Linked DNA regions of Homo sapiens: region 1 is linked to region 2. A link is an interaction called in ENCODE POLR2A ChIA-PET data of the cell type or tissue named here. Cell type or tissue: A673. All regions are shown on one strand. Links, peaks and the distances in the headings refer to the core of each region. The heading gives the core; the rest is flanking DNA.

What was found. ChIA-PET counts read pairs that join two places held together with the same protein. Peaks named below come from ENCODE experiments on the same cell type or tissue, not always from the same donor. Only the 100,000 strongest peaks of a DNase experiment are listed, where the experiment ranks them.
Region 1: POLR2A ChIA-PET joins it to region 2 with 5 read pairs; 5 of 35 experiments call an interaction of 5 or more read pairs at or near these places.

Annotation. Positions count from the first base shown.
Region 1 is chr2:26,024,550-26,029,929 of GRCh38, forward strand. It overlaps the pseudogene TRMT112P6. Among named protein-coding and RNA genes, the nearest start is that of RAB10, 6.8 kb to the right of the region's middle. RefSeq lists an enhancer at 3,998-4,526. In A673, for the core only: no CTCF peak of the experiment used is centred there; a DNase peak (open chromatin) is centred at 2,362.
Region 2 is chr2:26,109,153-26,114,533 of GRCh38, forward strand. RAB10 (RAB10, member RAS oncogene family) reads left to right here. Exons shown (of 6, transcript NM_016131.5): 3 at 616-754. Among named protein-coding and RNA genes, the nearest start is that of GAREM2, 61 kb to the right of the region's middle. In A673, for the core only: no CTCF peak of the experiment used is centred there; a DNase peak (open chromatin) is centred at 3,249; H3K27ac peaks cover 1,098 bases.

The sequences.
Region 1 (5,380 bases), core at 381-5,380, 84 kb before region 2:
CAAACTTGAATATTTTGTTTCAGAACATTTCTTCATATAGTCATACACTTCTGTTAATTGCCTGTTCTTCTTCTTAATTTTATTTTTTTAGAAGAGGTCTTCCTTTGTCTCTCAGATTTGAGTGCAGAGACACCATCACAGCTCACTGCAACCTTGAACTCCTGGGCTCAAGTGATCCTCCTACCTCAGCCTCCTGAGCAGCTAGGACTACAGGCGTGAGCCACCATGTCCAGCTAATTTTATTTTTTGTAGAGACAGGGTTTTTTTTTTTTTTTGAGACAGAGTCTCTCTCTGTTACCCAGGCTGGAGTGCAGTGGCACTATCTCGGCTCACTGCAAGTTCCACCTCCCAGGTTCACGCCATTCTCCTGCCTCAGCGTCCCGAGTAGCTGGAACTACAGGCGCCCACCACCAGGTCCAGCTAATTTTTTTGTATTTTTAGTAGAGACGGAGTTTCACCATGTTAGGCAGGATGGTCTCGATCTCCTGACTTCGTGATCCTCCCGTCTTGGCCTCCCAAAGTGCTGAGGTTACAGGCGTGAGCCACCGCACCCGGCTGAGACAGGGTCTTGCCATATTGCCTAGGCTGATTGGGATCAAGTGATCTTCCCTCCTCAGCCTCCCAAAGTGTTGAGATTACAGGCACGAGCCACTGTGCCTAGCCTTCTTGGTCTATTTTAAATTTGTAAATGTGAAATGTAATTTTAATCATAATTTATTGTATAGCTCTTTAGTTACAATGCAGTTAACCTGGAAGGTGGTTTTGAAACCATCTTCGTCTTAGATATTTCTACTACCTGCCAGTGGTAGCTTGATCTGGTTATTTCCATGGGATTATGCCCTCAACTCAAACATAATGTTCAATTATGGGTGTCATACTCTAAGAGAGACATAAGCAAAGCAGAATGATGGTGATGATAGTTTTCTGAGAATCGTCTTATATGAAAAGAGTTTCAATACCTCAGAAGGGGAAGAAAAAGAGAGAGGGTTAACTTGAAGCAGCCTAGAGGAAAACACCAATACTATGTTCAGATAGTTAAAGCACTGTCATGTGAAATTAGGGAAAGATTTATCCAGTGTTGCCCTAGAGGATGGAATTAAAACAAATGGGTGATGTTATAGACAAACATAGTTACTCTCAGTCTGTGGAATGCTTTTTTGTCACAAATACCTAGCCCTGCAATCAGCTGTCTGCAAGGCAAGCTCACTGGCCATGTTGATATAGAGGCTGGTTGGGGCATTTTTTCATGGAGCAGGAAATTAGTTACAACTTCCAACATTTCTCCCAATATAGATATAATTTAATTTAACTAAAGTTTATTGAGCTCCCACTACATGCAAGACACTGGGCCAAGGTAGGAGGATTACTTGAAGCCAGGAGTTCAAGACTTGCCTGGGCGACATAGTGAGAACCTATCTCTACAAAAAAATAAAATAAATTAGGCATGGTGGCACATTCCTGTAGTCCTAGCTGCTTGGGAGGCTGAGGCAGGAGACTCAATTGAGCCCAGAAGTTTACTGTGGGAATACAGAAGATAGTGTGGGAAAGAAGTCTCGTTCAGCTTCTCTGAAGATTAGCATATGGAAGCTAGGATAGAAAATAAGACTTGTTGGCGAGGGCCTGGAGCCCCTCAACAGCCAGCTGAGATCAGCATTTCAGAACTGAGGCATCCTTGGCAGTGGATTAGAACAAACATAGCCAAAGGACTGGGGAAGACTCCCGGGGCAATCATTTTCTTTTCTTGAGACAGAGTCTTGCTCTGTCACCCAGGCTGGAGTGCAGTGGCATGATCTCAGCTCACTGCAACCTCTGCCTCTTGAGTTCAAGCGATTCTCCTGCCTCAGCCTCCCGAGTAACTGGGATTACAGGCACACGCCATCATGCCCGGCTAATTCTTTTTTTTTTAGTAGAGACAGGGTTTCACCGTGTTGGCCAGGCTGGCCTCGAACTCCTGACCTTGTGATCTGCCTACCTCGGCCTCCCAAAGTGCTGGGATTACAGGCGTGAGCCACCGCACCCGGCTTTGTTTTTTTGTTTTTTTTTTTTTTTTGAGACAGGGTCTTGCTCTGTTGCCCAATCTGGAGTACAGTGGCGGGATCTTGGCTCACTGCAACCTTGACTTTCCAGGCTCAAGCAATCCTCCTGCTTCAGCCCCCTAAGTAGCTGGGACTACAGGCATGTGCCACCATGCCTGGTAGGGCAATTATTTTCTAACAAGAGGAGGCCTAAGTCAAGATATGCAGGCAGAGCAGAATACTGACGGGCTGCCAGCCACTAGGCAATCAGTACTTAGCATCAGGAAAGTCTAACCAAGATCTATCCTCATGAAGTCCCTGCAGGAAGACTGTGGGTGTGAACACAGGAAATAAGCAGTAGTAAATACACAAAGTCCTGGAGACTGGAGGGGAAGGTTTTATAGCAAGGTGATGACGTAGCAGTCGGCTGGCCCTTCAAGGGAAGACTCGATTCTCTCTCTTTTTTTTTTTTTTTTTTTTTTTGAGACGGAGTTTCCCTCTTTTTGCCCAGGCTGGAATGCAATGGTACGATCTCGGTTCACTGCAACCTCCGCCTCCTGGGTTCAGGCAATTCTCCTGCCTCAGCCTCTCGAGTAGCTGGGATTACAGGCATGCACCACCATGCCTGGCTAATTTTGTATTTTTTAGTAGAGACAGGGTTTCTCCATGTTGGCCAGGCTAGGCTGGAACTCCCGACCTCAGGTGATCCGCCTGCCTCAGCCTGGCCAAGTGCTGGGATTACAGGCGTGAGCCATCACGCCCGGCCTGGAAGACTCAATTCTTATGAAGAACACGGAGAGCAAGTTGGGGAGGGATAAAAGAGTAAGAAATCAGGTATAGAGACTGAATATGCATGGGAACAGTGGTAAAGATGATCCTGCCTCAATATCTTTTGAGGCAGGAGTTTTTTATAAGGTAGAGGCAGGTCCTAAAAGCTTAAGTTGAAGACTAGAACCATGAACTGGTCAACTATGCTTTTTCTAGAAAAATATAGAGATAATACCTTAATTGATAGTATAAACATATAAATATACCTCTTTTTTCTTGGCTTTGCAAATATTTGGACTACTACTTTCTCTTTTCCTCCCTCCCTCCTTTATTTATTTATTTACTTATTTTATTTATTTATTTTTTTGAGACAGAGTTTCGCTCTGTTGCCCAGGCTGGATTGCAGTGGCACGATCTCGGCTCACTGCAAGCTCCGCCTCCTGGGTTCACGCCATTCTCCTGCCTCAGCCTCCCGAGTAGCTGGGACTACAGACGCCCACCACCATGCCCGGCTAATTTTTTGTATTTTTAGTAGAGACGGGGTTTCACTGTGTTAGCCAGGATGGTGTTGATCTCCTGACCTCGTGATCCACTTGCCTCGGCCTCCCAAAGTGCTGCGATTACAGGTGTTAGCCACCGCGCCCAGCCTCCCATTTATTTATTTATTTTTTATTTTTATTTTTATTTATTTATTTATTTATTTTGGTTTTGAACCTTTAATGAGAAAAAAATATATAATATCGAGCTCAAGAACACTGTGTGTTTGGTGTCATTGGGTCAAGGGTTGGGGATACACACGGCAGAATTCGGAAACGGTATATGTCAACAAAAATACACACAATCATAACAAGAAAAACTGGCGCCTGGCACAATCAACTCTCAGTTTCCTCTTCACTCAGCAGCATGTTGGGGATCCCGCGGCTGATGGGGAACATACGTCCAGATTCCGGGCACTGCAGGGTGCCCTCTATCACTTCCACCTCCAGCAGCAGGTGGTGCATGGTCCTCAGAAACTCTTCATTCTCCTCATATCCCTCAACTGGCCCTTTAGGCATCTGGATCAGGCGCAAGCTATCGGCCGCCTCCAGGAACGCCGACCACTCCACCTTAGGTATCATATGTACCACGTATGATACGTGCCACGTATGATGCCACATAAATTGGGGGTTGAACTCCACAGGGCAGATACGGACCTCGGTGGCCTGGAGGCACAGGGGGAAGCCACGGGACCCCATCCCCCGCACATGCGAGCTCAGCAGATTGTGGGTGAGCAGTTTCATGTCGCCACACAACTATTTTTTATTTTTTGAGACGGAGTCTCACTCTGTCGCCCAGGCTGGAGTGCAGTGGCGTGATCTCAGCTCACTACAACCTCTGCTTCCCGGGTTCAAGCGATTCTGCTGCCTCAGCCTCCTGAGTAGCTGGGACTACAGGCGCACGCTACCAGGCCCAGCTAATTTTTATATTTTTAGTAGAGACAGGGTTTCACCATGTTGACAAGGATGGTCTCGATCTCTTGACCTCGTGATCCACCCGCCTCAGCCTCCCAAAGTGCTGGGATTACAGGCGTGAGCTACTGTGCCCAGTCTATTTATTTTTTTGACAGTGTGTCTCACTCTGTTGCTCACGCTGTAGTGCAGTGGCAGGATCATGGCTCACTGCAGCCTCAGCCTCCCAGGCTCAAGCAATCCTCCCACCTCAGCCTTCCGGAGTAGCTGGGATCACAGGAACTCATCACCATGTCAGGCTAATTTTTTCTTACTTTTTTTAGAGATGGGGCTTCACCATGTTACCTAGGCTGGTCTGGAACTCCTAGACTCAAGCTCTCTGCCTACCTTGGCCTCCTAAAGTGCTGGGATTACAGGCATGAGCCTCTGCGCCTGGCCTGGACTACATTTTTTGTTGTTGTTGTTGTTGAGATGGAGTCTCGTTCTGTCACTCAGCCTGGAGTGCAGTGGTGCGATCTCGACTCACTGCAACCTCGGCCTCCCAGGCTCAAGCGAGTCTCCTGCCTCAGCCTCCCAAGTAGCTGGAATTATAGGTACCTGCCACCATGCCTGGCTAATTTTTGTGTTTTTAGTAGAGATGGGGTTTCACCAAGTTGGCCAGGCTGGTCTCAAACTCCTAATCAAGTGATCCACCCGCCTGGGCCTCTCAAAGTGCTGGGATTACAGGCATGAGCCACTGCACCTGGCCTCTGGACTACATTCTTTATAGAGCAATTTTGAAAAAAGCATAACCCCTAAACTAGCAGTAGATTGGCATTTTTTTCACTGTTTCCACTTTTATGAAATATTTCTTCATAACTCTAGGTTTATCCTTTAGGCCTGTGTAGATCCCCATTTTACTCTTCTTTTCTAGAGTCAGAGATCTTCCATACCTTGATCACTTCTGCTTGCTTCACTGGCAGATATAGCTTGATGCTTAGGCCTCACTCCAGCAAAACCTTTAATTAACTTTAGAGAATCCAAATGCTAAGTACTGGCCGAGCCTCTCAATCCTCGCAATTCTCACCTTGAGGTAATACGGTGTCCTGTGGAGGTTTTCTTCTCTTTTCCCTTGCCCGTATAGTCCAGGCTCTGCACTAACAGTGTGAC
Region 2 (5,381 bases), core at 229-5,228:
ACACGCCTCAGCCTCCCGAAGGGCTGGGATTACAAGTGTGAGCCACTGCGCCCGACCTTATTTTTGCTTTTTTAAAAAAGATACTAAAACATGTTTGTAAGCTGATGAGATGATCCATAAAAGAGCAAAATGATGATACAAATGAGAGGGCATAGTTACAGGAGCAAAATACATCTTACACCTTTGGCTTTAAGCATTAAATAATGGAAAATACTACTATTTACATTTCTGTCTTATTATTTATAAGTGAGGTTATCTTTACAACTTTTGGTTAATGATTCTAAATGTAAATATGACTGTACTATGGTATAGTTCTCTAATGTTCTAAAAATCCTACCTGCTTTTGTGTTACATTATGGAACTAAATTATTAAATAAAATGAAATTTTAAGAGTTTCTATGGTGTTTGCTAGTGCTTATTCAATAAACTTGAGTTTTATGTGTCACTTCCTACTGTTTTCCCTTTCAGATTTTCATCCAGTATGGGTAGGTTATTAATTTCCTTCAACTAAAAAGTTTTTATATATACTTAGGAAAAACTATTCTTGTTTTGTCCTTTATGTGAAATGTAGTAATATCAAAATGCTTAATAGAAATTATTGGCTGTTTATTTCAGGGATACAGCAGGCCAGGAGCGATTTCACACCATCACAACCTCCTACTACAGAGGCGCAATGGGTATCATGCTAGTATATGACATCACCAATGGTAAAAGTTTTGAAAACATCAGCAAATGGCTTAGAAACATAGATGAGGTAAGACCTAGAACTTGTATAAACCCTTCATGAACACACATTTGTGTGCTTGGTTAGGAAGAATAAATATTCCAACTGATCTTCAGGATATAATGTACTGTTGAAGTCATTATTATTGAAGTATTTCTATTTTCTAAAAGTTAATGTTGGCCGGGCATGGTGGCTCATGCCTGTAATCCCAGCACTTTGGGAGGCTGAGGTGGGAGGATCACCTGAGGTCAGGAGCTAAAGACCAGCCTGGCCAACATGGTGAAACCCCATCACTACTAAAAATTATAAAAATCAGCTGGGTGTGGTGATGTGCACCTGTCGTCCCAGCTACTCAAGAGTCCAAGGCAGGAGAATCTCTTGAACCTGGGAGGTAGAGGTTGCAATGAGCCAAGATTGCGCCACTGCACTCCAGCCTGGGCAACAGAGCAAGACTCCGTCTCCAAAAAAAAAAAAAAAAAAGTTAATGTTGTTATTTGCTAATTTTTTCTTAAGTTTTTGGACAGTCTATCTAGAGCCCCATTCAAGACAATTAGTAAATTACTCCAAAACTCTGTATAGCCATCTTACAAGATGACCCCAAATAGAAGCTACCAGTGATTTTACAATGATTTTCTGGAAATGAATTTTTTCTTAATAAATTTTTATTGAATGAATGAAATGTCCGGTAGTAATTTTTTAAAACTTTATTTTTCATGTTATAGAAATATAATATTGCTTCTAGGCATTTTGAAATATATGGAATACTAATATAGTAAAAACCTAACTAAGAAAATAGTTCCATTGCATGTGAAAATGTTGTTTTTTTTTCTGTATTTTGGGTTTTTTTGAGATAGAGTCTCACTTCATCACCCAGGCTGGAGTGCAGTGGCACAATCTTGGCTCACTGCAATCTCTGCTTTCTGGGTTCAAGTGATTCTAGTGTCTTAGTGTCTTGAGTAGCTGGAATTACAGGTGTGCACCACCACACCCGGCTAATTTTTGTATTTGTAGTAGAGATGGGGTCTCGCCATGTTGGCCAGGCTGGTCTTGAACTTCTGGCCTCAAGTGATCTGCCCACCTTGGCCTCCTGAAGTGCTAGGATTGCAGGCATGAGCCACTGCACCCAGCCTGATGTTACTTTTTATAAGTTAAAATTATGTATCAAAGCATGTCTGTTTCTTTGCTACAGCATAGGTGGCTTCTTGTTAAGAGTTGTTTTTCATGCCTTATTGCTACCTTCTAGGCTTTGAGTTTTGTTAACAGTAACTCTTTGAAGCAAATTTTGGCCAGATACACAAAGACCAAGTCTTAAACCAATATTAGACCCAAGATAATACCCCTAATGGTAGCAATCCTAAGGGCTCATTACCACTGTTTTGTTGCTACAATAAATCTTTGGGAGAAGCTTATTATTTTTTAATAATTATTTAAAGATACACAGATCTTGGCTGGGCGCGGTGGCTCACGCCTGTAATCCCAGCACTCTGGGAGGCCGAGGTGGGCGGATCACCTGAGGTCAGGAGTTCGAGACCAGCCTGACCAACATGGAGAAACCCCGTCTCTACTAAAAATACAAACTTAGCTGGGTGGGGTGGCACATGCCTGTAATCCCAGCTACTTGGGAGGCTGAGGCAGGAGAATCGCTTGAACCCAGGGGGTGGAGGTTGCAGTGAGCTGAGATCACGCACCATTGTACTCCAGCCTGGGCAACAAGAGCGAAACTCCATCTCAAAAAAAAAAAAAAATACAAATCTTAAAACAAAAAAGCTTTATTTTGATTTCCTTATTCTTTATTTTATTGTTCAGGTAAGTAGTCTGTAGTAAGAGCAGTTTAGAGATTCTGCAGTGTGTTTCCAACAACCACCAATTCTCTGATTCTACCACATGAACTGGTGTCCTGCTATTCAATGCTATTCTGACACTGACTACCCTGAATTAGTATCAGACTCCACAAGTTTAAGGACTCATTCCTACAAAATTGCCCTCACTTGAGATGCCATTTGCAAGTCCTGGGTCCCCAGGCTTACCCACATTTCTGCCTTCTGTCCAAGCTGGCTATAGATTTTGGGGATGCCAACAATGCCACTCCATGTGATCATTTGCTAGGGTGAGTCATAGAACTTAGGAAAATGCTATACTTGGGATTACAGTTTCATTATAAAGTATACAATTCAGGAACAGCCAAATGGAAGAGAGGCATATGTGGGGAGTAGCGGCAGGGCTCCAGAGCTTCCATCCCCTCTCTGGATACGCCACCTCTCCCAGCACCTTGATGTGTTCACCGAATTGGAATATTCCTTACCCTCAGTTTTTCAGATTTTTGAATTGAAGTTCCATCACTTAGGCATAATTGATTAAATCATTGACTTCTGGTGATTGAGTGTAATGTCTGTCTCCCTTCCCCTCCTAGGAGGTCAGGAAGTGGGACTGAAATTTCCAATCCTCTTATCACTTGGTTGGTTCCTCTGGAGACCAGCCCCCATTCTGAAGCTAGATAGGAGCCTTGTCATCAGTCACCTCATTAGCATAAACTCATTATAGTCAAAAGAATCTTGTTATGAATAACAAAAGACAACCCTGTCACTCAGGAAATTGGGAGGTCAGTGACAGGAACTGGGAACAAAGACCTAATATATGTTTTTATTATACCGCAGACTTAAACATCTGACATGGTAGACTGGATGGTTTGTTTCCCAAGATAAACTGAGAAACATACAACCCAGGTATCAAAAAGGAAAATTGTGGGTGTGGTGGTGTACACCTGTGGTCCCAGTTACTTGGGAGGCTGAGGCAGAAAGATTGCTTGAGCCCAAGAATTCAAGGCTGCAGTGAGCTATTATCATACCACTGTGCTTCAGCCTGGGTGACAGAGTGAGACTCTGTCTCTGAAAAAGAAAAGAAGTTATTTAAAAAGAAAATCTTGGCCAGGCGCAGTGGCTCATGCCTGTAATCCCAGCACTTTGGGAGGCTGAGGCAGGCGGATCACCTGAGGTCAGGAGTTTGAAACCAGTCTGGTCGACATGGTGAAACCCTGTCTCTATGAAAAACACAAAAAATTAGCCGGGCATGATGGTGGGCACCTGTAGTCTCAGCTACTCAGGAGGCCAAGGCAGGAGAATCACTTGAACCCAGGAGGCGGAGGAGGTTGCAGTGAGCCAAGATTGCACCACTGCACTCCATCCTGGGCAGCAGAGTGCAACTCCGTCTCAAAAAGAAAGAAAGAGGAAATCTTGTTTCTCTGGTGTATTAAAGGATTATATAACATGATCAAGAGGAACTTACCCAGGAATGCAAGGGTCAGAACCTGTCAATGTAATACACCATATTAATAGACGACAAAACCATACAGTTATCTCAGTTCACACAGAAAAAACATTTGACAAAATCCAACATTCTTTTATGATTAAAACAGTCAGCCAAACGCAGTGGCTCACACCCGTAAATCCCAGCACTTTGGGAGGCCGAGGCAAGTGGATCACCTGAGGTCAGGAGTTCGAGACCAGCCTGGCCAACATGGTGAAACCTCGTCTCTACTAAAAATACAAAAATCAGCCAGGTGTGATGGCAAACACCTGTAACCCCAGCTACTCGGGAGGCTGAGGCAGGAGAATCGCTTGAGCCCAGGAGGTGGAGGTTGCAGTAAGCCAAGATCGTGCCATTGTGCTCCAGCCTGGGCGACAGAGCAAGACTCTGTCTCAAAAAAAAGTCAACAAACTAGGAATAGCAAAGAACTTCCTTAATCCTGTAAGTGACATCTATAAAAATACCACAGCTATTATTGTACCTGTCCCCTAAGATCAAGAGCATGGCAAGAATATCTACTCTGGCCACTTCTGTTCAACATTATGCTGAGTTCCAGCCAGAGCTAAAAAAAAAAAAAAAAAGAAAGAAAGAAAAAAAGCCATCCAGAGTGAAACAACTATTTATAAATGGTAGAATATTTTATATAGAAAATCCTTAAGAACCCACAAACATATACCCAGAAAACTCTTAGAACTAATAAACAAGTTCAGCAAGGTTACAAGAAATGAGATCAACATATAAAAATCAGCTTTATTTCTGTACACTAGCAATAACCTAAAAATTACATTGAGAATAAATTTCCATTTGTAATAATATCAAAAGGCAAAAAATACTTAGGAGTAAATTTAACCAAAAGAGTGTAAGACTTGAACACAGAAAACCACAAAATATTGTTGAAAGAAATTAAAGATCTAAATAATTAGATAGCCATTATTTGTGAATTGGAAGACAATATTAAGATGGCATTACTACCCAAAGTGATCTACAGATTTAGTGCAATCCCTATCAAAATCCCAATTGCTTTTTTAAAAATTCCCCCCCGTAGAAATTGACAAATTGACCCTAAAACTAATATAGAAAGGCAAGGGACCCAGAGTAGCCAAAATAATCTTGAAAAGGAAGTACACAGTTGTAAGATTTATACTTTCTGGTTTTAAAACTTAACCGCAAAGCCACAATAATCAAAACACTGTGATACTGACATAAGGATAGTCATAAAGATTGATTGAATAGTATTGAGAGTCTAAAAATAAACTCTTACATATATGGTCAGTTGACTTTTAACAAGATGGCTAGACAATTCAATGGGCAAAAGAATAGTCTTTCCAACAAATGGTGCTGGGAAAACTGGCTA